Linked DNA regions of Mus musculus: region 1 is linked to region 2. Evidence: chromatin loops called from intact Hi-C (ENCODE). Cell type or tissue: left cerebral cortex. All regions are shown on one strand. Each heading gives the region's core, and the rest is flanking DNA. Links, peaks and the distances in the headings are about the cores only.

Region 1 (14,608 bases), core at 4,501-7,000, 980 kb after region 2:
CACCCCTAGGACCTATGATCTGAGTGGAAAACACCATTTCACCAAGAGATGAATTACAATAAATTTCCTTGAGGGTGTCTATAGAAATCTCTCTATCACAGATACTCATCAGGTCCAGTCATTCATGATGGCTGCCAGTCACATAGTTGTTCCCATAGTCCTCTGTGTCAGGTCTTCTTTCTCTCCACACTTAGCCCAGCAGAACTGTCTACTTAGGGACAGTGTTTGCCAACAACTTGTTCTAGGATGGGAACTACCAGTTTCATTACTGCCTTTTTACCTGTTTTCAAGTGGACTTACCTCACCAACTTCGTCTTCCTGGATGTCCTGGACTGTGTCAGTGTGTTAGCTCCTTGGGCACAAGTTGTCCATGACACTAATGATCCTGGGATCTAGCACCTAGCTAGAGCCTTGCACATCACTATGACTATAGAATGGCATCTGAGAAAAGGTCAGATAATACCACTTCACATAGACAGTCTAGAAGCTGGGGTCACATATCAGAGCCAATCTTCACCCTTCCTCCTTGTGGGTAAGAATTAAGTCAGGCCTGTGAAGGGAAGAATGGCTTCCATGATGCAAGAGGAAGACTGGAGCAGGCACAGTCCAGGAAATGAGGAACAGGCTGCATCCCAAGAGCTGGGAGTCCAGCTCTCTCAGACACCCCACACTTAGAACACAATCCCTAGAAAATGCAGTGGCAGTGGTCAGGGGACACCCACTGACTGATCTGTAGAGGCCCTCCTCTAGGCTCTTTAGTTCAAGACTGAGCAGCAAGGATGAGGGAGAGTCAGGGAGAAGTTGCTGTCGTTTGGTGACAGGACTGTTACTAGGAAGACTCCAGCATAGAATGAAGGTCTGAAGAGGGGAGAAGTGGTTGCACCATAAAGCTTCTAGATACATCTGAGCCTCACATCACTTTTGCATGACACCTCCCACTGTCACAGTCCTCCTCTCATTACTGTCTCCTCAGTGACAGTAGCACCTTGTATGGCCTGGTCTCCTATATGGAGACAGAGAAATCGTCATATGATCTTAAAAGGCATAATATTCTTGTCAGAGGATAGTCTACTGGGACATGGGCTTCTGCAGCAGCTGGTGACAACACTGCAGCTTGAAGTGAAAGGGACCACGTCCATCCACACTGTTCATATCCAGCTTCACTCATACAAGCATTGGATTTCTCAGTAGCATCTCTTGGCCTTGGACTCCACATCATGACACTGTGTCTTCTGTATCTACTGGGCCACTCCTCATGTGTCTTCTGGCCCTAATGAAGACACATTTCATTCTGTAGACCCCAGACTCCATCCAAGGTCCTGCACGTCTCCCACACTGAACTCCCCCCCCCCCCCCCGAACTTGATTCTGGACAGCACTCGTGGAGAGGCCTCAAAAATCTCTGTCCACTCTGGATTTGAACCTTAGAAGCCTTAATGTAGCATTGTATAACAGGAATCATGATAACATCTCTTTTTAAACTCTGGGCACAAAAATTGCCATTATAATCAAGTTTATTCAGAGAAGAATCATAATTGAAGGAGCCACTGCAAATGGTCTCGTGTGATATTGAAAATAAGCACCTACCTAGTCAAACGCTAGAGATGCTCTTAGGCAGTTCTTAAGAGACACTGGACCAGGCATGGTCCTTTATACCTGTAATCTCACTGTTTGGGAAGTGGAAGCAAAAAGACTCTTAGTACCCTAGCAAGATTTTATTGAAAGGACCCAGATGTAGCTATCTCTTGTGAGACTACGCCGGGGCCTAGCAAACACAGAAGTGGATGCTCACAGTCAGCTAATGGATGGATCACAGGGCTCCCAATGGAGGAGATAGAGAAAGAACCCAAGGAGCTAAAGGGATCTGCAACCCTATAGGTGGAACAACATTATGAACTAACCAGTACCCCGGATCTCTTGACTCTAGCTGCATATGTAACAAAAGATGGCCTAATCGGCCATCACTGGAAAGAGAGGCCCATTGGACACGTAAACTTTGTATGCCCCAGTACAGGGGAACGCCAGGGCCAAAAAGGGGGGGTGGGTGGGTAGGGGAGTGGGGGTGGGTGGGTATGGGGGACTTTTGGTATAGCATTGGAAATGTAAATGAGCTAAATACCTCATAAAAAATGGAAAAAAAAAGACTCTTAGTTTGAGGTCAGCATGTGCTACACACACAGCAAGACCTTTTTGTAGAGACCTATTGTACTGGTTGGTTTTGTGTGTCAACTTGACACAAGCTGGAGTTATCATAGAGAAAGGAGTTTCAGTTGAGGAAATGCCTCCATGAGATCCAGTTGTAAGGAATTTTCTCAATTAGTGATCAAGGTGGGGAGGGTCAGTGTGGGTGGTACCATCTCTGGGCTGGTAGTCTTGGTTCTATAAGAGAGCAGGCTGAGCAAGCCAGGGGAAGCAAGCCAGTAAGTAACATCCCTCCATGGCCTCTGCATCAGCTCCTGCTTCCTGCCCTGCTTGAGTTCCAGTCCTGACTTCCTTTGGTGATGAACAGCAATGTGGAAGTGTAAGCTGAATAAACCCTTTCCTCCCCAACTTGCTTCTTGATCATGATGTTTGTGCAGGAATAGAAACCCTGACTAAGACACCTACAGATCCTGTGAACTGGAGACCAGCCTGATCTACACAGCAAATTCTAGGTGAGCCAAGAATGTATAGTAAGACTATCTTTAAAAAAATATTAAGATTTATTATGTATACAGCATTCTGCCTGCGGGCCAGAACAGGGTACAACTCATAGATGGTTATGAACCACCAAGTGGTTGCTGCGAATTGAACACAGGACCTCTGGAAGAGCAGACAGTGCTCTTAACCTCTGAGCCATTGAGCCCCCTAAATTCGGTGTTTTAAAAAGTAGTTTTACTTAATAAATTTTAAAATACATATTTGAAACATTATTCACAGAATTCTTGGCACAGCTGTTATTTTGAAGTTTCTACTGCTGTGAAACATGAGGTTCGTGGCGTCTCTCTTTCAGTCCCAAAAGCTCCGTTTTGAGTTCTCCAGGCTTTGGTGGAATTTCAGGTATTGTCTACAAAAAAACAACAACAACAACAACAACAACAACAAAAGCCAAAAAACAGATACCATCACATTCTGAAACAACACTTCAATATGATCTAAAAAGCTTTAGAAAAAACAAAAGCCTCGTGCATGCTACTCAGTACCAGGCCATTTTTATGAAGACTCCTGATTGATCTGAATTTCTTGCTGTCTTGAATAGATCGTCCTGGCAAATCTCAAGTCCTAGAGGATGCACAGGGATAAATCCAACTGACTCACAACTGTGATTTCAAATGAGAATTCAACATTTGAAAATCCATTCCCACAATATTTGCTAACTCTCTGCCATGCACCAGGCCTAGGAAATAACTATTGGTAGTTAATGTACCCAAAAGACTGGAAGCAGCCAGCATGTGATGTGCATAAAGTCATACATGAGCAACACACAATTCTACCTTTCAGAAAGACAGAGGGAAATGGGTGCAGAATGTATATGACAGAGTTTGATTCCCAGCACCACAAAGGTACAAAAACAATGGTTTTCAGTACAGTAGAATTGGAACTGTGAGTCTATCACAATAAAATTGTAGAATCTTTTTACTGCTTCAAAAGAAACTCCTATTCCATTCCCAAGTGGTCCCCACAAGCCAACTCTGTCCATATATATTTGCCCACCATATATCATGTGGTCTTTTATTGCTCAATATTTTCATGTAGTGTTTGCAAAGTTCATTCATGTAGGATCACTGAATGCTATTCCCTTATAAAGATGTACATGTTTTCCATAGGTATTCAGGTATCTGAATTGTTCCCACCTATGAACATGTACAGAATCAAACAAGTAAGTATGACAGATGTCTTAGTGTTTGTTGGGGAGAAAACTAAACTGGGAATTGCAGGAACATATATGCTGTTTGAGGAACTAGCAGACTAGTTACATATAAAAACAGCCGTGTGATATTCTATTCCCAAGGGTAGCGTATGAAGGTTCCAATTTCTCCCTGTCCTTGACAACTGCTGTTTCATTATGGCCAGCAGAGTAGTGGTTCTGACTGCAGATTGCATTTCTCTGGTTGTTAGAAAATGAGCACCTCTACACAGGCTTTTGGCTCAGAGGGTCACTTCAGAACATGGAGGAGGAAGAGGAGGAGGAGGAGGAGGAGGAAGGGGAGGAGGGAAGGAGGGGAGGAGGGAGGAGGATGTGGAAACAGTCTTGTTTCAGGCTAATAGGATCACAAGGGCAGAGGACCAAACCAAAGACTATGTCTTCAGTTCAAGGAAGTCATCGGTACAGCTGACACAGTGTTCAGCAGGTTAGAAAGCTTAGTTGGTGGACAGTGGGAGGGACATAAAGAGTCCGTGGCTTTTGCTTTGGAAGCAGGAAGATACTGGTGAGTTTTGAGGAGAACGACATGGCCTGACTCCAGGATAAAAAAGAGCGATGGAAGCTCTGTTGAGACGTTTCAGGGAAAGCAGGAGTGGAGGGCAGAAGATGGGCAGGAAGCTACTGTCTTAACTGAAGAGAGAAACTGACGGTGGCTTGGCTAGGGTAGGCAGTGTGGTGATCGATGTGGACAGATGTGGATGTATTGTCCATATTTACCCAGTGGCATTTGCTGAGGCACACAATAAGAGATGAATTAGGATGAGACCTGGGGTTCAGCCTAAAGAACTATGAGAATACAGTTGTCTCTTTTGCTGTCCTAATGAGTGAGTTATGCTGGACACCTAAAACAAAGCATCTTAGCTGTTCTCCCTAAGGCAGCACTGAGTGCCAACTTTGGGCAGCCACCACGGTCTCCTTTCCTCTGCTCTCTCCCCAAACCTTTCAGTTATAACAGTGGTGGCTGGAATAATTGCAAAAGACAAGGTAGGTAATGGACATAAATCCCTTAAATAATAGGAAAGCATTCAGCATCCTATAGCAGCCAGCCACCTTGGCCTCTACGCCTATCAGTAAAGATTCTCTACTAACCAGTCTGAGGTGGCCTAGGACCCTTAGTACCGCTCATTTTAGAGACTGGTTTTGTTTTGCTTTCTCCCCAACTACAGGTAGCTGCTGGTAACAACCCTTGCACATCTCCAATAGTAATGAGATGAATCAAGTCAACCTCACAGGATCAAATTCTAGGCATTATTTCCTCGGTAAAGTGCGGCAGGCAACTACTCCTGCAGAAACGAGACACAAAACTGCATTTCCATTGAAAGTTCGTGACACTTTCTGTTTCACTAAGATATGCATATATCTATCTATAAGCATATAGATAGATATAGATTTAGATATAGATATAGATATCCCACTCCCGCGATACAGTTTCTCTGTGTAGCCCCGGATGCCCTGGAACTCGCTCTGTAGACCAGGCTGGCTCACCACAACTATTAGACACACTCTTGAGTGTTAAGAGCGAGCTAGGTATCCAAACACTGGGGACAATCTAAAAGTCAAGAGGGACTGAGCAAAGTGGACTGAACGCGAGGGTCTCACCCCGAGGATGGGCACGCGCCCTACAGCACTCACCAGGTCAGGCCGATAGTACCAATGCACCACCTGGGCCCCGGCGCACATGGCCAGGAGGCTGGAGGAAAGCATTTTCAAGTAGGCGGACCAGGGTACGCCCCCGGGCATGGTGGAGAGCTGGCGGGGACGGAAAGGGCACAGCGTTAGAGGGCTGGGTAGCCTTCAGATGGCCTGACCGCTGACCCTGGGTGGCTGAGTCGCAACACCACCTCGGGTGCCCCCGCAACTTCCTCCCCCGCGACCAGCGAGCGGGGCACCTGCTAGCTGCAGCCTGCGCCCGCCGAGCAGGGGAAGGAGGGCTCGGCGGTTCCTCGCTCCCTCAGCCACTCAGGGAGACGCTGGAGCCCCTCGTTCCTTCCCACGACTATGCGCGCACGAGACTGTACCGCGGAGTGCACGCGCGCAGGGAGACAGGTCACAGGGTCGCTTTAGAACCAGGACGGACCTCCAGCGGGCAGGAACCAAAGTACAGGGTCCGACGCAGCGACGGAGCGGAAAGCGGAGGCAATACTCGCGCAGGCGCACTCGATTGTTTCTGACGGACTTGGGGCTGGAATTGGGCGGGGGGGGGGGGGGGGAATTGACCGTTTCCACCCCTTAGCCAGCCTGGAATCCTAGCTCCTGGTTGGTCACTGTCCCAATCCTGCGTTTGCCATTCCTGGCAACTGTGATGTTTACAGCATCCTTTGATCTTTCGCACAAAGGAAACTGCACGTGTCCCACGTGGTTAGGAAGAGGCGGGGTTTCGCAGCACAGCACTTGCAAGGGCAAAGGGCAGGTCACACTACAGCTCCTCTTCTTAACCTGCAAATCGGACACCTTTGGAAGGACTCACTGACCGCTTTCTGGGAGTCGTCTATCACATCTCCTGTATATCAGATATTTACAAGTCACAGCAAAATCACTGTTATAAAATAGCAACAAAGTAAATTGTATTGTTGAGGCTCACCACAGCCTAAGGGTATTAAATAAAAAATCCTGAGGGTGTTGCAGGGTGGAAGCATTAGGAAGGTTGAGAACCACTGCTCTAGAGAGAGCAGCTCAAAGCTTTATTCTCCTGGTTCCTGCGGTTCTTTGAAACTTTACACAGAGCCACACCCAGGTACAGTACCTTTGGGTCATGGTTTTACTGGAAAAGAGACCTCCAATCACCTTACTTAATCTGAGAGTGTTTTTGATTGTGGGTTCATGCTTTGATTGTGGGTTCATTTTTGTTAAGTAAACTGCAAGAATTTTGAAGCATTAAGGTAGCATTGTGTAACAGGAATCGTGATAACTTTTTTTTTTAACTCTGGGCACAAAATTGCTCAGGATTGGGGGTGGAGGGCATTTGTCATTAAACCTGACTACACAATTTTGCTCCCCCAGCCCCACATGATGGAAGCAGAGATAGCTCTGTAAATTCTTTTCTTACACACACACAGGCACACACACATGCTTTTTTTTAACTTCATGATAATAAAAAAAATTAGTTTTAACTAAATGGTATTAAGTTTGACATATAATAATCTCACAGAAAGTATACATCTGGAAGACTATACCCACAACTAAGGCAATCAACATTATGCCCAAGTTTTCTGTGACTGTTCATGTGTGGGCACATATGCGATTTAGAGGTCAAAGGACAACTTCAGGAGCATTGAATCTCAGGCACTGTCCTTTCCTCTCTTTTTCCTTTTATTCCTCTTCCAAACTGGGTGTCTCATTGACCTGGAGCTCCCAAAATAGGATAGGTTAGCTGCCCAGTGAACCCAAGAGATCGGCTTGTCTCTGCTTCACTAGAGCTTAGCCCAATTGGCGACTTCCAGGTACCTGTCTCAGAACTAAACATGTAAATTAAACATGGTGGTTTAAATAGGTATGAGAAATGGCTCAACTTTTAAGAGTGGGTAGGGCTTTTGCAGAGGACTAGAAGGACACTGGCAACACTCAGGAAACTCACAGCCATTTCTAGCTCCAAACTTCTGGATCCCATGAGCACCTGTGCTCACATGCCTGGACCCACACATCCCCTCATGCATGTAATTCAAAATTAAAAAAAAAAATTCAAAAAGGCTGAGCATGGTGGCACACACCTTTAATTCCAGTTCTAGGGTAGCAGAGGCAGGGAGATCTCAGTAAGTTGGACGACAGTCTGGTCTACATATAATAAAATTCCTGAACAGCCAGGAGTACATAAAGAGACTGTGGTGGTGGTTTGAATAGGCATGGCCCCCACAGACTCAAGGGTTTGAATGCTTGACCCATGGAGAGTGGCATGATTAGAAGGTGTGGCCTATTGGAGTATATGTGGCCTTACTGGAGGAGGTGTCTCACTGGGCTTTGAGGTCTTAGATGTTCCAGCCAGGCTGTGTCTCACTCCCTTCCTGCTGCCTGCCAATCAGACATAGAACTCTGAGCTACCTCTCCAGCACCATGCATAACTCCTGTGTGTCCCAGTGCTTTCTGCCATGATGACAGACTAAACCTCTGAAACTATAAGCCAGCCCCAATGTTTTCTTATAAGAGTTGCTTCGGTCACAGTGTCTCTTCACAGCTATAGAAACCCTAAGACAGTAAGTAAATAAGAATAAGATGCAGAGTAACTGAGAAGTTATTTAATGTCAGCCTCTGACTTCCACACTTATCTACACAGGTACATGTACACCCAAACAGACACATACATACAAAATACAAATTAAAATGCATCATAATAGTTCAAACTGGACTTGAGCTTGCAGTGATCCTCCTGCCTCATCCTCTCAACTGCTGGGCTTATAAGAATATACCACCATCCACTGCTCTGGCTCATAGACTTCTGTATACTTGTATCCTTTGGTGGAGTATCTGTTCAAATCTCTTGCCCATTTTTTAAGATCTCTTTAATGTCATGCATTTGAATGTTTTGCCTACATGTATGTACCATGTGCATGCCTGTGCACTCAGAGGTCGGAAGAGGGTGTTGAACACTCTGGAACTGGAGTTACAGGTGGTGTGAACCACCATGTGGATGCTGGGAACTGAACTCCAGTCCTTTGCAAGAAAAGCATGTGTGTTAAACACACTCTCCAGCTCAATCGACCTGTTTGGTTTTTTTTTTTAAACTGTAAACTGTTCTTTATTTTGGATACAAGCCTTTTATCAGATACACTGCAAATGTCTCTTTCCAATCTATGCTTTATCTTTTCCTTAGTAGTATAACGAGACACTTAAAAATTTAAATAAATTCCAAATTTATTACCCCTCCCCACCCTTTTATGAGACAAGGTCTCTCTATCTTAGTTAGGGTTTGTATTGTTCTGAAGAGACACTAAATGTTTTCTTATAAGGGAAAACATTTAACTGGGAATGGCCTAGTTTCAGAGGTTCATCAGAGTCGGGAGGTAGCTTCTTCTTCTTGCATGCTGCCAGAGAAGAAGCTGAGAGTTCTACACCTTGATCCACAGGCACCAAGAGCCTGTTATACCACACTGAGCATAGCTTGAGCATGGAAGACCTCAAAGCCTACCCCACAGTAATACGCTTTCTCCAACAAGGCCACACCTACTACTCCACCAAGGTCATACTTCCTAATAGTGCCACTCCTTATGAGCCAAACATTCAAATACATGGTCCGTCTCTATAGGGATCATGCTTATTCAAACCACCTCAGTCTATGTGGTCCAGGCTGGCCTCAGACCCTAGGAACAAACAGCTGAGGTGCATATCTTACATACCAGAGCAGACCTGGCCTCCGGGACCTCCTGCATCCCTCAGGCCCTATCTCGAATCCCTGCCCTGAACTTTCCAGCCCAGGGGCTGGGCGGCCCTTCCCACAGAGGCTCTTTGCTACATAACCCAGACATTTTGGTTTCTTCTCTTCTTCTTCTTCTTCCTCCTCCTTTTCCTTCTCTCATGCGAACACACTTTCTCTCTTTCTCTTCCCCCCTCCTCTCTCCTTCCCCATGGCGACTTCCCCTGCCTCCTTCCTTGGGAGCAGTAAACTTACCAGGAGAGCAGCTTCCCAATAAACCAGAAGTTATATGCATTTTAATCTGGTTTGAATTGGCTCAGTTCACCAGTGGAGAAAAAAACTTATCAGTGTGACTAAAAGTGTGTGCCACCATAGCCCAGCCCTTTTGGAAAATAAAAGTTTTGAATTACATACATATGGGGATGTGTGGGTCCATGTGTGTGAGCACAGGTGCCCATGGAATCCATTAGTTTGGAGCTAGTGATGGCTGTGAGCTGCCTAAGTGAATGCTGTCTCAACTCAACGTCCTTCTAGTCCTCTGCAAGAGTCCCACCTACTCTTACAAGCTGAGCCATTTCTCCAACCCCAAAGTTGTTTCTTTTCTAAGTAGAGTTTTCACTGTTTTATATGTATTTTACTTTATGCATCTATGTGGCTTTGCTTGCAGGTTATTGTGCCCCTGCTTTCAGGTCTAGTGCCCCAGGAAATAAGACAAGGATGTCATACCCCTCAGGACTGGAGTTAGAGACAGTTAGTTGTGAGTCACCATATGGGAATCGAAGCCAGGTCCTCTGGAAGAGTAGCTGGTGTTCTTAACAGCTGAGCCATCACTCCAGCTGCCGATATGCTTCCCTTTAAAATATCCTAGGATTAAAAATATATACATATGGAGCACAAAGCCCTGGCCATCTCTGAGCTCACATCACAGAAGGGAGAGATCATTGTAATTTAACCAACGCCTCTTGTGAAACAAACCAGGCAATCTAATTCAGTCGGGCTTCTCACCATTTTCTGCCACGTAACCTAAAGAAACAGGGAAGCCTAACACTCGAAGATGTCAGTGTTCTGGATTCCTCGGGACAATGGAAGAGAGACATGGTGGGATGAGTGATCAGCCTCTCAAGGACTGAATGGTGGCAAGTTTCCTGGAAGTGCCCCCATTATTTATTTATTTATTTGCTTTACATCCCAGTCAACCTCCCCTCACAAGTCCCTCCCATTACTCCCTCCCTTCTCCTCATAGTACAGTCACTTGACAACATTCACTTAGGTGATACCCAAAGTGAGTGCTACCACCCCATCTTGGGACATCAAGTCATAGAAGGACTAATCATAGCCTCTCTCACTGAGCCCAACCAGGCAGTCCAGCTAGAGGAAGGGGATCCAAGAACAGGTGGGGGCTCACATAAAGACCAGGCTTCAATCTGCTACAAATGTGTAGGAAGCGTAGGTCAAGCCCTGCACGCTCTTTGGTGGGTGGTTCAGTCTCTGTGAGCCCCCATGGGCCCAGGTTAGTTGACTCTGTAGGTCTTCTTGTGGTGTCCTTGCTCACTTCTATCCCTCACTTTTCCACAGGACTCCCAAACACTGCTGAGCCATCTCACCAGCCCCCTAGAAGTGTTGTTTATTGTTACATAAAAGGCACTTTTAGCAAGTTAACTTCTGCATACCCAAACCTCTTCTATGATCTAGGGGTTATGAAGGAGCCATTGCCCAAGATTCTCAGACACAGGAGACTACCTGGTCTGCCAGGTACGTCTAAGGACTGATACTGTAAAACCCTTTGAAGGAACAACCCCCTCAAATCTCAGATAACAATCGCTGACAAGAGGCTACCTCAAAGCCTAGGTGTCATCACTCTGGGATTCACGGAGAGGGCTAGACGCCGTTAGACAACTCTCTGGCCAAACACCCACAGCAGACATTGAAAAGAAATTAAATGAAAACTCTTGGGGCTGGAGAGATGGCTCAGCGGTTAAGAACACTGACTGCTCTTTCAAAGGTCCTGAGTTCAAATCCCAGCAACCACATAGTGGCTCACAACCATCTGTAATGAGATCTGACTGCTCTCTTCTGGAGTGTCTGAAGACAGCTACAGTGTACTCACATAAATAAATAAATAAATAAATAAATCTAAAAAAAAAAAACAAACAAACTCTTAGAACCTCCGAAAGTCAAGTATGGTGATACATGCCCTGTAATCCCAGTCAGTATGCAAGAGAGTGAACAGGAGACTTGCCTCAGGTTGAGGCCAGCCTGGACTACAGCTGCAAAGCTCTAAGCCAAGTCAGGGGTACACAGTTTTGTAATTATCTCAAAAACCAAAAGAACCTCCGAGAAATCGAGGTGAGATTGCTGTCTAAGGTTCTAAAGCAGAGATGCATCTAGCATCTAGGCGAGTGTTTGTCCATCTCCAACGTAGACAACTGTTTATGGAAATCTTTGTAATCTACCAAGAGCTTCCCCTTACAGATTAGTAAACTGAGGCCCAAACATTGGTGGCTTCCAATCTTAGGTTTTCCAGTTCCAATCAGCCCTACTCCTCATCACAGGAATTGACAAGAAAGACAATTGAAAAGAAAGAATGTTGTTTTGTGTAAGGCACAATATTTATTTATCATTATTATAATTATCATTTTAGTTTTTCACGACGGAGTTTCTCTGTGTAGTATTGCCTGTCCTGAAACTCGCTCTATAAACCAGGCCAGCCTCGAACTTAGTTCTGCCTGCCACTGTCTATGCAAATGCTGGGTCGCCCAGCCAAGACACATAGTTGCGGGGGAGGGGGTGGTTGTTTTCATTTTAATTTAATTAACTTTACGTCCCGTTCACAGCCCCACCCCCACCCAGTCCCACGCTTACAAATCCTGCCCCCTTCTCTTCTCAGAGAAGAGGAAGCCCCACTTGGGTAAGACTCTGGTACATCTAATCTCAGCAAGTGTAGGCACATCCTTTCCCACTGAGGAAACACGCAGTCCTCTTCCCCCAGTCCGCGCTGGGTCCACTGGCAAGGAACAGAGACCTAGACAGCCCCTGTTCCACTTGTAGGGGACTCACACGGACACCAAGCTTCACATTTGCTACAAACGTGTAGAGGGGTCTAGGTCCAGCTCCTGAAAGCTCCCTGGTTGGTAGCTCAGGCTCTGTGAGCCCCAAGTCAGGTAGCTTTTAATCCGCACAAAATTTGAGGTGAAAAGACATGAATTTGCCACCACGCATAATACATCCTAAAGGCCATCACCCTTAACCCACACCTTCAAGGAAACTTAGAGCCCACAAAAGCTGACGTCAGCCGGGCGCTCCCCATCCTCGCCGAGATCCACGTTTCCCGAAAGGCTAAGCGGCGGTCGGGGCGCCCCGAAAAGGACACGCCATTGGCCTGGCCAGCATCACGTGATGGCGAGGCCGCCGGCCTCCTCGGAGGGGGACGGAAGTGCGCTGGGGACTCGCCGCGGTGATGTAGCAGCGTGGGAGGGGCCGAGGCCAGCGCCGTCCATCCACCGGCCGCCCCGATCCTGTGGTGAGTCCGCGCGCTGAGCGGCAGAGCGGGCGCCCGTGGGCTCGGCAGGAGTGGCCGTACCCTCGGCGGCGCCGCCATGGACGCAGAGGCCGCGCGCAGGTAACGCGGGCGCTCGCGGCTGGGGTCGGTCAGGGCCGCGGCCCGCACAAAGGCCGGCTTGCGCGTGCGCAGTGGGGACCTCCCCGCTCCCCACACGTCCCCCCCCCCTCCCAGGTCCGCGCACGTCCTCTGCCTCCCGTACCCGCGAGCTTTAAAAGGTGGTGTGTGCCCGGCCGCAGCCTCCGCCCGCGCGGTTCTTCACCCTCCGTCACCGTGGACTGTAAAGGCGAAGCGGGTACCCTGTGGCCGCGGTTGCTGCGGGGTCCTTCTCATCCTCGCGGGATAGATACTATTGCTGTGGAGTGTGTATAACACGCTAAGAAGTCAATCTGTAGATGTCTTTCATTCTGGGATGGTCTTTAAAATTGTCCCTTAGTGGTAATGGGGATGTCAGGGCGGGCCTGACAAAGTATAGGTTTGGGGATTTAGACTCTTCGCAGAAAGCTAAGAAAAACAAAATGGCAAGGTCTTCGCAGGTAAAAGGAATGGAGATTTAGGTATTAGCCCTGCCTGGCGAAGAATTAGCTTGCCTCTAAGTGGCAAATGGACATTGAACTTAGGCAAGAGATTCTGTCTTCAGCCCGCCTTCCCACTCGACGGCTGTATTATGGTACATCTTTGAGCAGATTGACGGGGGCTGATGGCAGTCCATGGGAGTTGAAATGAAAGTCTGGTTTACCACTCAAAGATCCAAGGGACACTGCAGAAGGGCCTCTACTCACAGGACAGGTAGACCTATCTTAAAGCCTTTACCAACTACAGGGTGCCAGGGACCTGCTGGTGAAAGTGGGAAATATGCCGGCCCAACTTTCAGAGGGGTTTGTAGAACTGATAGGTTGAACTGGAGTCTACATAAATACATGCTGAATGGATGCAATAGTGAATCATTAACAAAAAGAGGCACAATATTACATGTGTGTGTACGTGTGTGTGGTCTGTCTCTCTCTCTCTCTAACCCAAGACTAAATAGTGTGTGTGTGTAAGACCTTGATGTCATACTACTGAAATGATTTAAAAATGAACCCAGATTTTTATTATTATTTGGGAGTGTGTGGTTGGGGATTGAGCCCAGAGCCTCCAGTGTGCTAAGCAAGCTTACCACTGAGTCATGTCCCTCAGCCATCTTCTTACTCGTTATTTTGAAAGGTCTTGCTGTGTTGCCTTGGCTACCCTTGGCTTCACTCTGTAGCTCCGGTGGACCTTAAATTCATGAGCCTCATGCCTCAGCCTCTCAGATGGCTGGGGTTATGGGCCTTTCCTCCCAGGCCCAGCAGGAACTGGAAATTCTGACTAGTCCTAAAGTCTTCCTGCACTCTGCATGTAGGAGCTAACGCACGGGTAAGTGTGCATTCTCCGTGTAGCGCTGTCAGCAGCAGATGTGTATGTGGTGTTCCTTCACGGTCCACACTGCCAGCTCCCTGGAGCTGTGTGTGTTGCAGTAAATATCATTTGGGGGTTTCTACCTCACCTCAGATCATTTAGTTCCCAAATATAAGACACAAAGTTCTTTCGATTTTTATAATAGGCTTAAAAGCACTAGAGCTGGGCAGATATCGGCCCTCCATGCTAGTTTGTCTGCTTCCCTGTCAGTAGCCCCGAGACATCACGTGTCATGTTTTGTTTGGGCTGATCCTGCTGCATCAGGCCAGCCCTCGGGGCCATGTGCTAAGATCCTCCTACCCCATGGAGACTTTTCTTTCACCTCTCTCTGGTGGTCCCTCCTGAGACCCCAAGCCCAGGAA
Region 2 (14,608 bases), core at 4,674-7,173:
AACTTGCAGCCATCTTCCATCCTGGGCCTTCCAGCTGCTGGGATGACAAATGTTAACTGCTATAATGTATAGTGAGTTCTAGGCCAGCCTAGGTTACAGACTAAGACACTGTCTCAGCAATAAAATTATAGTGTTCTTGGCAGGCAGCTGTCTCTCCCACCTACTCTTCTTTTTTCTTGTCTGTCCCAGCGGCTGGTGGTTGTCTGTCCTGCTCAAAGCTGCTCTGTTCCTTTAAGGCACACATGAACCCCCGGGACCGGGTGAGCTGCTGGGGTCTCATTGGGTGGGAGGTACAGTGTTATCCTTATGATAGATGCTCACCATGGGCAACACCCCAGGCATCATCTGCAAAGCACGGGTGAGACTCATGCCATTTCATCCTCTCTACCAGTCGGGTGCCACACCCCTCATCATAGCGGCTCAGATGTGTCACACAGATCTGTGCCGCCTCCTCCTACAGCAGGGGGCTGCCACAAATGACCAGGACCTGCAAGGCAGGTGAGCACTTCCCCTCTAGACCTTTCCATCATATGCTGCATGATTTGGGGCAAATATCTTGACCTCTTTAAGCTGGTGACCTAGTCACCTCTTCCTCCCTTCTCTTCCTGGCCTGGGTACAAAGACAGTTGTATGGTGTTGGGGACAAGCCTCTGTCCCCTCAGCAGCTCCTTTATCCCACAGGACAGCCTTGATGCTGGCATGTGAGGGGGGCAGCCCTGAGACTGTTGAAGTACTCCTGCAGGGTGGAGCCCAGTTGAGCATCACTGATGCACTGGGCCAGGATGCCACTCACTACGGAGCCCTGACTGGAGACAAACTCATCTTGCAGCTTCTACACGAGTCTGCACGGCGCTCTTCACCTCCCAGTGGTATGCAAGCCCTACCCTTGCTCTCCTAGGCAGTTTCTGGCCATCTCCTTATATGTTACTGATAGTTTCGAGGTACTCCAGTCTGCTGTCATGAACATTTTCATGCTTCTTAACTCAGGGCAGTTTCAAGAAGCCTCAGTGGTCTGAGGATCCACTGTGATTTTCTGGGTCATCCTTAGTATAGAGACTCTGCCTTTCCTAAGAGGTGGCACCCCACCCACCCACTCCAACCTGGAGCTCCAGTGCCCTGAGTCTCTGAGAGATTAAAGGTTCTCCCCACCCAGGACTCTACCCATAGGTCTCTCTACCTTACTGTCCCTTATTCAGAGGCTGGACTTTGTGGTGCCTGACTAGGAGACCAGAGCAGTTAGATCTGAGTTTGTGGTTAGCCTGAGGTACAGAGCGAGACTCACAGTATGAACAAAAGAAGCACTAATGCTTTGGAAGCTTTGAGAGCCTGTGGAATACCTTGGGTTGGCCAGTGACCTTTCTGAGAACTGAGAACTGTGTGCTGAGAACTGGGAACTGTGTGCCCGACTGTTTCCCCTCTCTCCCCAGCCTCTCTAGAGGAGGACTCCGGAGAGGCCTCATCCCAGGTAGGAATCCGGAATCCGTGAACGTCCCCAGTGCTATGCACCACTCACTGTCCCCTGACCTACAGGAAGAGACAGACCTCTATGTACAGAGTTCTGTCATGGCCCCTATCCAGGATCTGTCCCTGCTCAGTGGCAGTGACACGAACACCAGCAGTCCTGCACACTAGGGACAGTGGATCTGGGACAGGTGACTGAGGACTGGGGTTGCTAAGGGCTGCTTCAGGCAGAGCAAGAGCGGGCCTGGCCACTTTCCACATTCCTGCCCTGGGTCTGCTGTGTCTCAGGCTTCATGGAGAATAGAAAATGACATAGAAGCCGACAGAGCCAGGGAAAGTATAAAGTACCAACAGCGAACCGTACGATCTAGAGTAAGTGGGAAGACACGGGGTCCTTCACAGTATGGAGGAGGCAGGGGAGCTGAGGCTGCTGACAGCAGCGGGTGGTCACATTGTATCCCCGAAGTGGATCCTGGCCCTGTACCCATGTGCTACACCCCCTCTGCCCATACCAGAACTCAGTGTCAAGCCATGAGAAACAAGGAGCCCCCAAGAAGAGGAAGGCACCCCAGCCTCCAGCCAGCACACCAGTTCCTGTAAGAGTTGGGGGGAGCCTGTGGCAAGGTGGGATTCTGCTAGCTCTAGAGACTTTACCTAAAGTGGTGTCCCCTGATGGGGAGGGGACAGGACGATCGGGATGCTTATGAGGAGATTGTACGCCTGAGACAAGAGAGAGGCCGGCTCCTGCAAAAGATCAGGGGCCTGGAACAGCACAAGGAACGGAGGAGGAAGGAGGTTAGGAGGCTGCAGCCCTGCAGTCTGGAGCAATTCCCTGGGATATCATACCACCTACCTTCCTATCCTTCCTTCACCCTTTCTTCCCCACTGTCCCTTTGCTCCTGACATGCAGCCCCCTCACTGGCCTTTCAACAATGCAGGCTCTGTTCAGCCCTAGGGCCTTTGCCCATGGTGTCTGCAGTACAGAATTGCTGTCTCTCCAGCTGTCCCCAAGGCTCCCTTTCTCCAACATCTCCCCTGCCACCATATTTGAAATTGTATGCTTCTTTCATTTCACCAGAGCACTCTACCACTCAAAGGCATGCTCGTGAGGGCAGGCTTGCCCATAAGGGCAGGCTCAGGTGAAAGTGCTGAGCTCAGAGTGGATGAATACTGGATGAGGAGTGGCCCACGGTGAGGAATGAGTGAACGCATGCATGCATGAATGAATGAATGGCCCTGCACAGGATCTGCTACACAGCAGGCAATGTACCTAAGCGCCCTGGGTGAAAGAACAGAATGGGGTCTGACAGTGTGAAGGATCGGTCAGAGTGGCACATAGTAGGTGCTCAGTGTACATGGAAAAAAGCCATGGCTACCAGACACTAGGTGGTAGGTGGCTGTCCAGTCCCAACCACTTCTACCTGCAGCCCCTGGAGGCGGAGGCCAGCTCAGTGCACAGCCTGGAGAGACAGGTAGGTGAGGAGGGCACAGCCAGTGTTTGGGAGGGTCCAGTGTCCTGAAGTCCTCAAGTGCTGACCTAGGCCTCTGTAGGTGCAGGAGCTGCAACAGATGCTGGCGGAGAAGCAGGAGGAGAAGGAGAGCCTGGGCCGGGAGGTGGAGAGCCTGCAGAGCCGTCTGTCCCTGCTGGAGGTGGGTGGGGCTTGGGAGTGCAGAGCCACAGAAGGAAGGTCCCTAGGGATTAGGGCGTTGCCTTAGGGGCAGGGCAAGAGGCTGGGTGGGGTGGAGCTTGGAATGGCCAAAGAGATGTAAGGAAAAGCAGGGAGTGAATGTGGAAAGAGGCTTTCATCAAAGTGTGTCCTGCCAGTGTTGGGAGGGGTAAGGGGTGGGGTCCCAGCATGGGTGAGGAGTGTGGTAGAGTGTGGCCAACTCTGACATGCCAGAACTTCACCTATGCACCATGGTGCATCCATAATGTCCCAGCCACACATGACTTCCATAAAAATCACACACTTATCAAGACTTCTGCAAACACACGCACCCATGCAAAGATTCTAGCCCCTCTGACACACACATCACAATCACACGTGCCCCAAACATATAAATATACCAGTCACACACAGGCCACAGCCCTCACACAGACACAGACACCCACACACTGCTCAGAGTGTGCAATTAGAGTTGGTGATATAGACCAGTCAATAAAGAGGTTGCTGCCAACCCTACTGACCTGAGTCCACTCCCCACATGACAGAAGGAGAGAACCAATTCTTCTGACTGCTGACTTGTACTGTGGCGTGTGTGCACATCCTGCAGGCACACACAGAATAAGTGTGATAAAATGTCCCTCCAAGCACACCATGGCACAGACATACACAGAGATGAGCATGTATTTGGGGATGTGCTGGGATTCAAGCCCAGAGCCAGACTCTGGCCAGAACATCCCTCAGTGATGAGTGCTTGCCTAGCATGTGTGAAGGCCCTGGTCCATACCTGCATCTCACTAGAAGGTGGAAGGGCCATTTGGGTGCTCAGCAGACACAGACACAGCCAGTTTGGAGCTGACCCCCAATCCCGCTGTTGTGTGGATATATGGACATTGTCAGTTTGGGAGGACCTAAAGTCTCTTGTCAGTAAGGAGCAGGGTCTGAAGGTCTACTTTGTGCTGGACTCCTAGAATGAGAGAGAAAACACAAGCTATGATGTAGCTACCCTGCAGGATGAGGAGGGTGAGATGCCTGACTTCCCAGGTGAGATCTGCCCCTCCACACACACACACACACCCTCCCTGCTGCCTACCCGGGATTCTGAGGGGTGGATGGCCATGTGGACACAAAACCACGACCATGGCCTTCCATGGAGGAGGCACATGATGCCAGAAGGGCACAGACACTATGATCCCCACCTGCCTGAGGCAATGCACCTCCCCACTGAGCAGTTCCTGACTGTCCCTCATGGCATGTGTCCCCAGCCTGACTCTGTGCTGTTCTCAACCTTGTCAGGAGCTGATGCACTGATGCCAAAGAACCAGAGTCCATCAGCAGAGGAAATAGTTGCTTCCCTACAGGAGCAGGTGGCTCAGCTCACCAGGCAGAACCAGGAGCTGCTGGAAAAGGTCCAGGTGGGGAAACTGAGGCAGTGGACATCTCTGCAGACCTCGGGGTGGGCAGGGAACATGGTGAGCCCACCTCTTAGCCTGCCTGCCTCCCCACCCCCAGATCCTTGAGGAGTTTGAAAAGGATGAGGCGCAGATGGCAGAAGAAAGTCAGGCCGAGGTCGTCCCCCTGGTCTTGTATGAATCCTTACGGGCAGAGCTTGAGCAGCTTCGGAGGCAATACACAGAGGCCATGCATTCGCAGCAGCAGCAGCAGGAGGGGGAGCCACCCAGGGCTCAAGAAGGAGAAGAGACAGCATACCAGGAAATCAAGGATAAGGGAATCACTATCCAGAATGGACCCAGCGTCCCAGACCTCAACGGCACCACATATGCAGAAACCAAAGCAAATGGAATGGAACTCCAAGCAGGAGGCTCCAAGGGTGTCTGGAATACTGAAGCAGGGGTTTCAGAAGCAGCACCCATAGAACCCGAGGCTGCAGGTTCAGAGGCCACGGGGAAAGACAGACTGGCAGCCAAGGAAATGGACACTAGTGCTACTATGGCTGAGGCCCTAAATGTGAAAGCTCTAGGTGACAATGCCGAAAGTGAGCCAGTGGCTGCCGAAGATACAGGAGGAAAAGAGAATCCAGGAATGAAAGCTGATGAGGTGGATGTGTTGGCACAGGCAGGGCTCACAGGTACAGTGATTAGAAACATGGAGGCCATCGGAGTGCGGGATACAGGAATTCAGGCCACAGGATTAGAGGCTAAGGCAGTGAAGACCACTGGAGTGCAGGCCACAGTGGCGGAGGTCATAGGAGTGAAGGTCACAGGAGTGCAGACCACAGCGATAGAAGCTATAGGAGTCAAGGACACCACCCAGGTGGCCACAGGAGCGCAGGCCGATTGCTGGCAGGCCACGGAGGCAGACTGCACCGGAGCGCAGGACACAGCTATGGAGCCCACGGGGGCACAGGCCACTGTGACAGAGACTACGGAAGCCGAGACCAGCGGCACGGAGGACCCTTGCGCTGCGATCCTGCACCCGGGGGCGGCGGCGGCGGCGCTGCAGGCCGAGCTGGAGACCCGGATCCGCGGTCTGGAGGAGGCGCTACGCAGAAGGGAGCGGGAGGCTGCGGCCGAGTTAGAGGCTGCTCGGGGCCGTTTTGCAGAGGCTGAGGAGGCGGCGCGGGGGCGGAGCCGCGAGCTAGAGGCGCTTCGGGAATTGCTGGCCACGGCCACGGCTACCGGCGAGCGCGCACGCACAGAGGCCGCCGAGTTGCGCCAAGCGCTAGCTGCCTCCGAGGCTCGGGTCGCCGAACTCAGCTCTACCGTGGACGCCGCTCGCGAGGAGCTGGAGCGCATGCGCGGGGCCTCGGTTCCTGCGGACGAGCACGAGCACGCGCTGAGCGCCCTGCGCGACCACGTGACCCGGCTGCAGGCGCAGCTGGCGGACCTGGCGCGCAGGCACGAGAAGACTAGCGCAGAGGTCTTCCAGGTGAGCGCCTGCGCCAGGCTGTCCTTTCAGAGGATTTCCGCGTGGGCCTGGGCGTCTGCGTGAATGTCTATCACATATACGCAGTACTCCGGAGGCCAGAAGAGGGCGTCCGATTTACTGGATGTTGGAGTTACAGACATGAGCCACCGCGTGGGTGTTGGGAACTGAACCCTGGTCTTCTGCAAGAGCAGTGATCTAACCCCCTTTGCTATTTCTCCAGCCCATAGTATTTCTATTTAGTTTTAATTTATTATTTTCTATGTGGTGCACACACATGGCATGGTGGGAAAGTCAGATGGCAGCCTGTGGGACACAGTCCTCTCTTTCTCATGTGGATCCTGAGCACCAACCAAGGCTATTAGGCTTAGCTGCAAGCACCTTTACCCTGAGCCATTCCCGAGCCCCCTGGTCTGTGTGTGTGTGTGTGTGTGTGTGTGTGTGTGTGTGTGTGTGTGTTTTGTTTTGTTTTTATAGCAGAGACTTGTGTGGTTGAGGCTGATTTTGAAAGCCTGATCCTTTAGCGTCTACCTCCCAATTAGAGGGATGATAGGTGTAGCATCAGTAGGACCTGTTTACACAGAGGTGCATGTTGGGCCAGCTCTCTACCCACTGAGTCCCATCTGAGTTGAAAATTTTGTTTTTGCCAACTATATTGTGTGCCCATAGCTTCACAGTGAGGCCCTGTCTCAACAAAACAAAACAAAAAAAGCGAACAAACTTCCTTAGAAGGGATTGTGTGTGTGTGTGAGACAGTTTTCGTTCTTGCTTTGGCCTTGAAGTCACAGTGTAGCTTTGGAACTCCTGATCCTCCTGCCTCAGCTTCCCGAGTATCTGGGTCACAGGCTTGCACCACAAATGAGGCCACCAGGGCACAAAGAGGCCTAACCAGCTGTCCAGGGACAAACAGCCAGTAGCCAGTGGCTCTTGGCAGGACCGGGATGTTACCAGGGTCGGGTGGGAATCAGAACCTTCCTTGAGGTGGAATGGTATCAGTTCAGCATGGAAGGGTGGGAAGAGCCGAAGGATCCAAGCCACTTTGGGGTCTAAATGTCCCGAGAGTCACGCATGGGCTTGGGCCACAGGTGCAGCGTGAGGCATTGTTTATGAAGAGCGAGAGGCACGCAGCCGAGGCCCAGCTGGCCACGGCCGAGCAGCAGCTCCGGGGGCTTCGTACAGAGGCCGAGAGGGCGCGCCAGGCCCAGAGCCGTGCCCAGGAGGCCCTGGACAAAGCCAAGGAGAAGGACAAGAAGGTGGGTTCCCTCCTTGCTCACTGTTGGTGTCCACTAACCCGAGATTACACAAAACTGAAGAACCTCCCAGCCAGCAAGGGCTTGAGAATTTAGCCCATTTCTCACATGTGAAACTGAGTCCCAGAGAAGGAAGAAAGTCTCAGCAGATTCACTTTTGGTGTTGATATGCAATGGTAACCATGGTAACAGATATCCAGCCTGTAACGTGTTCTCTAATTATCCCCATTTGAAGTAATATGCACAGAGAGGTGATACCACTCCGACAAGGTTACATGGCCACGAAATGGGTCATAAGCTGGGATTTGAACCCATTTACATATTTAAAAATGTTTAAAATGACACATATTTATTTATGTTGGACTTGGAGCATGCATGTGTGGTCAGAGGACAACTTGCCTGAATCCATATTGTGCAAGCATGTGGGTCCCAGGGATTAAACTCAGGTAGAGAGACAGGCTTGGCAGCACGTGTCTTTACCCCTGAGCTGTATCATTGGCCCCCAATTGTATCTTTTTGTGTATGCCCCTTGTGTGCATGTGCATGCGTGGAAGTCACAGGTCAATGTTGGGCATCCCATAAAATGAGATAAAAATCCTAAGTTGGCTTTATGGGTTGCTGGGTCTGGCCAGGCAGCCCCAGGCCCTGTTTTTTTTTCCAAGGTGTGCCAACACAGGCCTTAAGATAAGGGGATGCAGGGTGTTTTCTATGAAGAACCAAACCAAAACAAAAAACTGTATTTATTGACCTGGAGGCTCCATAATGTCTGGTCCCTGTTTGCTGTGAACAGACATGGCTGTGTAACAATAAAACTTTATTAATAAGTGTCATATGTGATTTGGAATCCCTTCAGTGGTCACAAAATAGATCTTTCTTTGGATTTCTTTTTCTCCAGATATTTAAAAATATGAGGAACATTTTAAGCCCTGGGCTGTATAAATACAGAGTTTTTTGGAATGTTCTCACAGCATTCGGAATTCTCCTCAAATGAGGGGATTCCTGGACTGTGTTCTGGCAAGCACCAGTGTGGTCAGAGGCTGAGTCAGCTCAGCTCCTGGCTCGAATCAGTGACCCTGTGCCAGGCTGCCCAGGAAAGGTGCCAGAGGTTCCTGGTCCCTGCCTGGCTCGGCATGTTCACTCACAGGGTCCCCTCCCTTTTGCCAGATCACAGACCTGTCCAAAGAAGTCTTTACACTGAAGGAGGCTCTGAAGGTGCAGCAGTCCACCCCAGCCAGCTCCAAGGAGGAGGAGGCTCTGCGCGGCCAGGTGACAGCCCTGCAGCAGCAGATACAGGTACTGGCTCTGTATATGGGGCAGGGGTGATGGGAGCCATAGACAGAGCAATCGGGGTAGAGGTGGGGGTGGCTGGCAGGGTACAGGCTGGGCAGGGGACCTCAGACACTTCCCGAGGCAGTCACTAGCAGCCACTGGACATGGGGTTTTGACTCTGTGGGCGTGTCTCCCTCTAGATGGGCTTCCCTCCCTTTCCATTCCAAGCCCCCTTCTCTCCTTCCCTTCCCTCCTGTTCCCTTCCTCCTTCTCCACCTCTCTTTTGTGGCAGGGTCTCAGGTAGACCAGGCTGACCTCAAATTCACAATGTACACAAGGATGACCTTGTACCTCTGATATCCCCATCTCCCGTGTGTCCACAGGAGGAGGCCCGGGAGCATGGCGCTGTGGTGGCTTTATACCGCACCCATCTCCTGTATGCCATTCAGGTGAGTCCTCTGCCTCCTGACTCCAGTCCAGCTTTATTGATCCCCTGACACTACCTGGGCCTCGGTTTCTCCTTCTGTTCAGAGCCAGCCTCATGGTTTCTGGGAACATCCCTGTGCACTGACTTATTTCTTGGGGGCATTGATACCCTGGGTTTGAATAGACAGATTTGCAAGGGAAAGGGTAGCATCTACCAGAAGCATCAGGGTGTGACTCTGCCTCTGTCATCTCCCACCTCACCAGGGACAGATGGATGAGGATGTACAGTGCATTTTGAGCCAGATTCTGCAGATGCAGCGGCTTCAGGCTCAGGGTCGCTGAGGACACAGCTCAACTGTTCAGTCTCCATCCTTCACCTCTACAAGCAGAAGCCACAGACACCATCTTCCCCAGCTCCCAGGGGATGAACAAGATTCAACACTCAATGGGAGACCAGCCTGGGGCCTTATCGATGGTGGCCAGCTGACCACCCCACACTCCCTATAGTCTGTTCCTCTGATTCCCAGCACTCCCCATTTGATATATTGGGAACCCTGATATGCCACCTACATCACAACCCCCACTCAGGAGGACAAGCTTGGTGTGTGTATGTGTGTGTGTAAAAGGGCGGGGGGTGGGGTGGGGCAGGAATACCCAGTGTGACACACTGGGTAAGGGCAGCTATGGGGCAGGGGACTCAGGACACAGTTTGATCTTCTGGTTCCATAACACGACTATGGCAATAAATGTAAGTGCAATGTAATATTTAAAGAAACCAAGTCGCAAGAGTTGTGTCTCTCTCGGGTGGAAATACACCTAGGAAGGGGTGGGAGTGTGGTCAGCAGTGGAACCCTGTGACCACTCTAGAGGTGGTGGGGTCTGGGATGATGGAGTTGATAATCGAGGCAGACTAAAATCTCATGCAATAGGCATCTTTATTCAAAGTCTCAGACAGTGTATGCTCTCAGGTTTACGAAAGGTTGCATGAGGACAGGCAGGGCTACAACGAAACCCAACCTTGGAAAAACTGAGACAGAGAGAGAGAGAGGGAGAGGGAGAGGGAGAGGGAGAGAGAGAGAGAGAGAGGAGAGAAACATGTTTTCCCTAGAAGCAAAACAGTTTCTTTGAATAACAGCAGCAAGTCATGTAATCTGAAGTAAATGCCAGGAGGAGCATGAACACACTGAGGCCGCAAGACTCTTGTCTTGTTTCTGAGTGTTCCCACAGCATTCGGGAATCTCCTTAAATGACTGGATGCATGGACTGTGTTCTGACAAGCAGGAGCCTGCTCAGCTTACACAAGACCTATGACGCCAAACTAATTTTCTTATTTTCTCTTTCTCTTTCTTTTGTCCTTCCTTCCTTCCTTCCTTCCTTCCTTCCTTCCTTCCTTCCTTCCTTCCTTCCTTCTCTCTCTCTCTCTCTCTCTCTCTCTCTCTCTCTCTCTCTCTCCCCCTCTCTCTCTCTTTCTCTGAGACAGGATTTCTCTGTGTGGCCCTGGCTATCCTGGAACTCACTCTGGATTCAAAGTTACAGAGGTCCTTCTGCCTCTGCTTCCTAAGTGCTGGGATTAAAGGTGTTCAAAACCATCAACTGCCAATGCCAACCTTTTTTTTTTTTATTTTTGGTCATCTTTCCATCCCAGATTATCACCCTGGAACCTCCCCTTTGGGACCTTAATTTTGGATGTTTTTGGTCTCAGACCAAGCTGGTTTAAACTTTTGATGCCCTGCTTCCACCTCCCAAAAGGTGGCATGAAAGGCCATTGCCATCACAGAAGGCTGGGCAAGTGTTAATATTTGGCCAACAGTATACAACTGAGAGAGATGTGAGAAATCTTAATTGTGCCTGAATAAAATTGAGGATGCCTGGTGAATATCAATTGGGTGGCTTAAATTTGACCTGAATGGGTTGGGCGTCATTCAGCTGTGAGCAGAGGGACCACACAGTGCACATAGAGTAACGATCTCTGTGTACTAGACACCCTATGACTACCCGAAGAAGTGCCTACTGTGTGCAGGAAAAGTGCAGGGACGACTTTGCAATAGGGTGCAGGTTCTATGGTCTGTGCCTGGGGTGGAGCCCAGGGTTGGGAACCACCGTGTTGAGTCCCTGAGGGCTACTCTGTCCCTAAGGAAGATGCTCCTGTCACTCAGGCCTCATTAGCCAATCAGAGTCTCGAGGCAGCTGAGTGGAGGCGGGAACTTCCGGTCCGCCATTCTCAGGTTTGACTGCGAGTCTGAGGGAAGCTCTAGTGTGTCCCGTGCTTTGAGCTGTGACCGGCTACTAGGAGCTGTGAGGAGAGCGGGCGAGCTGGGGATCCGCGCCATGGTGAGCGGGGCCGCCGCTCCCACGCGGGGAGGATCCGCGGGAGCCCGTGTGGGTTGCCCAGGGGTGCGGGAACCGGCGGCGTCCGGTGTGATCGCGTTGGTTCCCGAGGTCTCTGCACCTCCAGGCGGAAGCGGGACCTCTCTCTGACTCCGTTCCCCTGGCTGAACCTGCGCAGAGCATGGGACGCGGGAGTCGGTGCTTGGGAAGTGGTCACGCACGCGTGGCTTTCCTCCTCAGGAAAAGCAGATTTTCTGACAGGCAGAGCTCTAGTTTCTCTGTGTCCTCTAAAGTTCTGCACCGGGCACTTGACATTCGGGTGTAGCATCCATCGCAGTTAACTGCACAGTGTAAAGCCTGTGTCATTAACACATTCGCGTGTGGATGCCACGATGGTCCAGTCACGTGTGTTAGTAAGGCCAGACTCACTGTGATTCCCTGCCTAAGTTGTCCAAATCGACCGAATAGTAATTGTGTTTTTGTCCTAAGTGTTCTCTCATGATCTGTCGGTCTCAAACAGCACAGTCTTTATCGCAGGTGTAGGGTAATTTAGAAGTCAGACGGTGTCACTGTGCTGTTTATTCAGCCTTGTGTGCTCATGTTTTCATTCATGATGACCTTTTGTCATCGGCTTTCTGTCGCTCATTGCAGAAATCGTTAGACTCTTTTACTGGACGTTTGTTGAATCTATAGCTCAGATTCTGTACTGAAATAATATTGAGACTAATTGTCTACAATCTTGTCTTGCAATTTCTCTGTTTTGATTGAGTTCCTTGATTCTTTTAATTATAAAGTTATAGATTTGACTACAGATATTTGTTCCATTTCTGTGTATTTCTGGCCAACTTATCAATTGTGATGTATAAGTGATATGGGGATCTGTCTTCTTTATTTACTAAACTTCCTTCATGTGCCTGTGTTTTGCTTCCATATATTCATCACTTGGGTGTTTGGGGCCCATAGAAGACAGAAGAGCCCATTAGATGTCCTCCACTTTTTTTTTTAAGATTTATTTATATGAGTACACTGCAGCTGTCTTCAGACACACCAGAAGAGGGCATCAGATCCCATTACAGATGGTAGTGAGCCACCATGTGGTTGCTGGGATTTGAACTCAGGACCCCTGGAAGAACAGGGTTTGAACTCTTAACCACTGAACCATCCCTCCAGCCCTCGAATCAGCTTTTTTATTGGCAGGCGATGCTTCTATAGTGCACAAGCAAGTCCCTTACAGGCCACAGGAACTCTTGTAAAGGAGCAATTGCTTACCATCTCAGAGGGTTAGTCCATCATCGCCACTGTGGGGAGTATGGTTGCACATGGGCAGACATGCTGTGACAGGTCTCAGTCCAGATCAGCAGGTAGCAAGAACAGAGACACTAGGCATGGCTTGAGTCTAGTGTGAGGTGTGTAATTTTGGTTTCTTTGAAAATACACAGAAATGTTATGGGAATATGGTTTTATTTTAATTCCAGGTGCAGCGATATGGGAGTGCTTCACAGCAGGTGGCTAGGATTTGCTTCATGCTTTAGCAGGGGTGTGATTTTGGCAGCTGGAAATAGTTTCTGTGAGTGTGTAATACTTGGAATTCTGGCAAGTTTTCAGAGAAGATAAAAATACTAGGGCCTCAAGAGGTGTGTGGCTGGTCGGTCCTTGGATAATGTTGGTTGCAGTTGATCACAGTTTGTCAAGTAGTTGTGCACAAAGAAATGAGAAGAAGAAAGTAGATATCCTGCTTCTGAAGACCAAAGAACTTGCTCCAAAGAATCCGATGCCCCAGTCAGTGGACAGTAATGTCATGCTGATGATGCCGTCTCCCTCTGTTCTTCTTTCTCTACTATCTAGTGTTAGAGAAGGGTGGAAGCCAGAAAGGAACCTACAAAGTAGCAAAGGCTGGCTACACGTGGGCATTTAGAACTTCAAAGCCCACCCCTGTGATACACTTTCTCCAACCAGGCCACATCTATTCTAGTAAGCTAAGGTCCTAGTCCCTGTATTCAGATCGCCACAGGCAGTAAGCAGCATTTACTGGGTTGACAGCAAATGTGAAATACATAAGCCTCCGGTTTATGGTTACATAAATTAGCAATTCTGTTGGCCAGAGCTGGAAACTTGTTGTTATAAAGACATTTTTCTTTACTAATCTCTAAGTGTGTGGTGTGATTTCACATTGGGAAGGCACTTTACTTTCAGAACAGCTTCACCTCCAGGCTTTCAGAAATATATTGTTTTACAATAAGGACTCCCATGTTGACTCAGGTTGCCTTCATCCCACCGTGTGGCTACAAGGGCTTTGCTGTCTTCCTGAGCAAACCTCCTCAATTTTTGGGTTAATGGTTTGTAGTTCCACACAGTTCTAAATAATATCTGTGTGCAGCCGGGCGTGATGGCGCACGCCTTTGATCCCAGCACTCGGGAGGCAGAGGCAGGCGGATTTCTGAGTTTGAGGCCAGCCTGGTCTACAGAGTGAGTTCCAGGACAGCCAGGGCTACACAGAGCAACCCTGTCACACAAAAAAACAAAACCAACAACAACAACAAAAACAAGCAAAAAACAAAACAAAAACCAAAAAACAACAACAAAAACCAACCAACCAACCAAACAAAAATATCTGTGTGACTCACATAGTGGCCTGTCCATATCAGTAACAGGAAAAGGATTTGTGTGTGGCACATGGTTTCTCCCTTGAGACCAGAGTAGAAGGAAGGGAAAGTTTACTTACTGTGTGGATGCTGCAGGGGAAACTGGTTAGGCGATAGCTGGATTACAGTTGGTCCAAGCTTGGGTGAATCAGTGAGCTACAGGGATCTGAAATGGCAGGTGAGTGGCTTGGCCAGCATACACTCATTCACATTGTAGGAATGAAGGCAAATCAAATGGGTGGGTATACAATTTGGGGAGGTTACCTTGGATCATTGAAATTTCCAATGGGGCAACTCTCATTGTAAGTGCAAACCTGGTTGCATCTCTTCAGTGTGGTTAGAGATTTGAGACACAGGGCATTTGGTTGTGGCTTGTACCAGCTCACAGCACTCAGCAGCTCACTTTCTACACATGCAGTTCAGTCGTCTGAGCAGAATTTCCTCCATGCCTTGTCATCTGGCATGAAGCAAGAATAGGTAGCTAGAATGAGTAAGCAGCCCCCTGGGAAGTCTCCAGAACCTAACCAATGATAAAATCAGTCAGACCCCTTGAAAGTTTAGCTGAGTGGGGTCTTGACTGGAAGTCACCACTCCCTTTATTCCATTCACCATCAGACTTTTCTTTAAACCTTCATTTAAAATCTCTTTGTGCCCTGATTTAGCTTCCATTGTGCATCCTGGT

Evidence for each region. Hi-C counts contacts between places; a loop is a spot of excess contacts. Peaks named below come from ENCODE experiments on the same cell type or tissue, not always from the same donor. Only the 100,000 strongest peaks of a DNase experiment are listed, where the experiment ranks them.
Region 1: it touches region 2 in a loop (8-fold over the local background); 5 of 42 quality-filtered maps call a loop at or near these places.

Annotation. Positions count from the first base shown.
Region 1 is chr10:82,617,173-82,631,780 of GRCm38, forward strand. It overlaps 1190007I07Rik (RIKEN cDNA 1190007I07 gene), which reads right to left and starts at 6,056. Exons shown (of 3, transcript NM_001135567.1): 1 at 5,793-6,056; 2 at 5,536-5,652; 3 at 2,679-3,045. The coding sequence starts at 5,643. The coding sequence ends at 2,950. Tdg (thymine DNA glycosylase) reads left to right here and starts at 12,666. Exons shown (of 10, transcript NM_172552.4): 1 at 12,666-12,866. The coding sequence starts at 12,844. In left cerebral cortex, for the core only: a CTCF peak has its summit at 5,924; DNase peaks (open chromatin) are centred at 5,772 and 6,138; H3K4me3 peaks cover 1,736 bases; H3K27ac peaks cover 1,276 bases.
Region 2 is chr10:81,637,880-81,652,487 of GRCm38, forward strand. It overlaps Ankrd24 (ankyrin repeat domain 24), which reads left to right. Exons shown (of 20, transcript NM_001374016.1): 7 at 190-260; 8 at 392-498; 9 at 682-869; 10 at 1,428-1,465; 11 at 1,977-2,057; 12 at 2,149-2,256; 13 at 2,889-2,933; 14 at 3,013-3,111; 15 at 4,097-4,169; 16 at 4,422-4,540; 17 at 4,638-6,014; 18 at 8,426-8,554; 19 at 8,914-8,979; 20 at 9,221-9,731. The coding sequence ends at 9,298. It overlaps Gm10778 (predicted gene 10778), which reads left to right and starts at 11,190. Exons shown (of 4, transcript NM_001142963.1): 1 at 11,190-11,287. The coding sequence starts at 11,285. In left cerebral cortex, for the core only: a CTCF peak has its summit at 6,103 (motif pointing right); DNase peaks (open chromatin) are centred at 4,747 and 5,909; H3K4me3 peaks cover 2,099 bases; H3K27ac peaks cover 2,061 bases.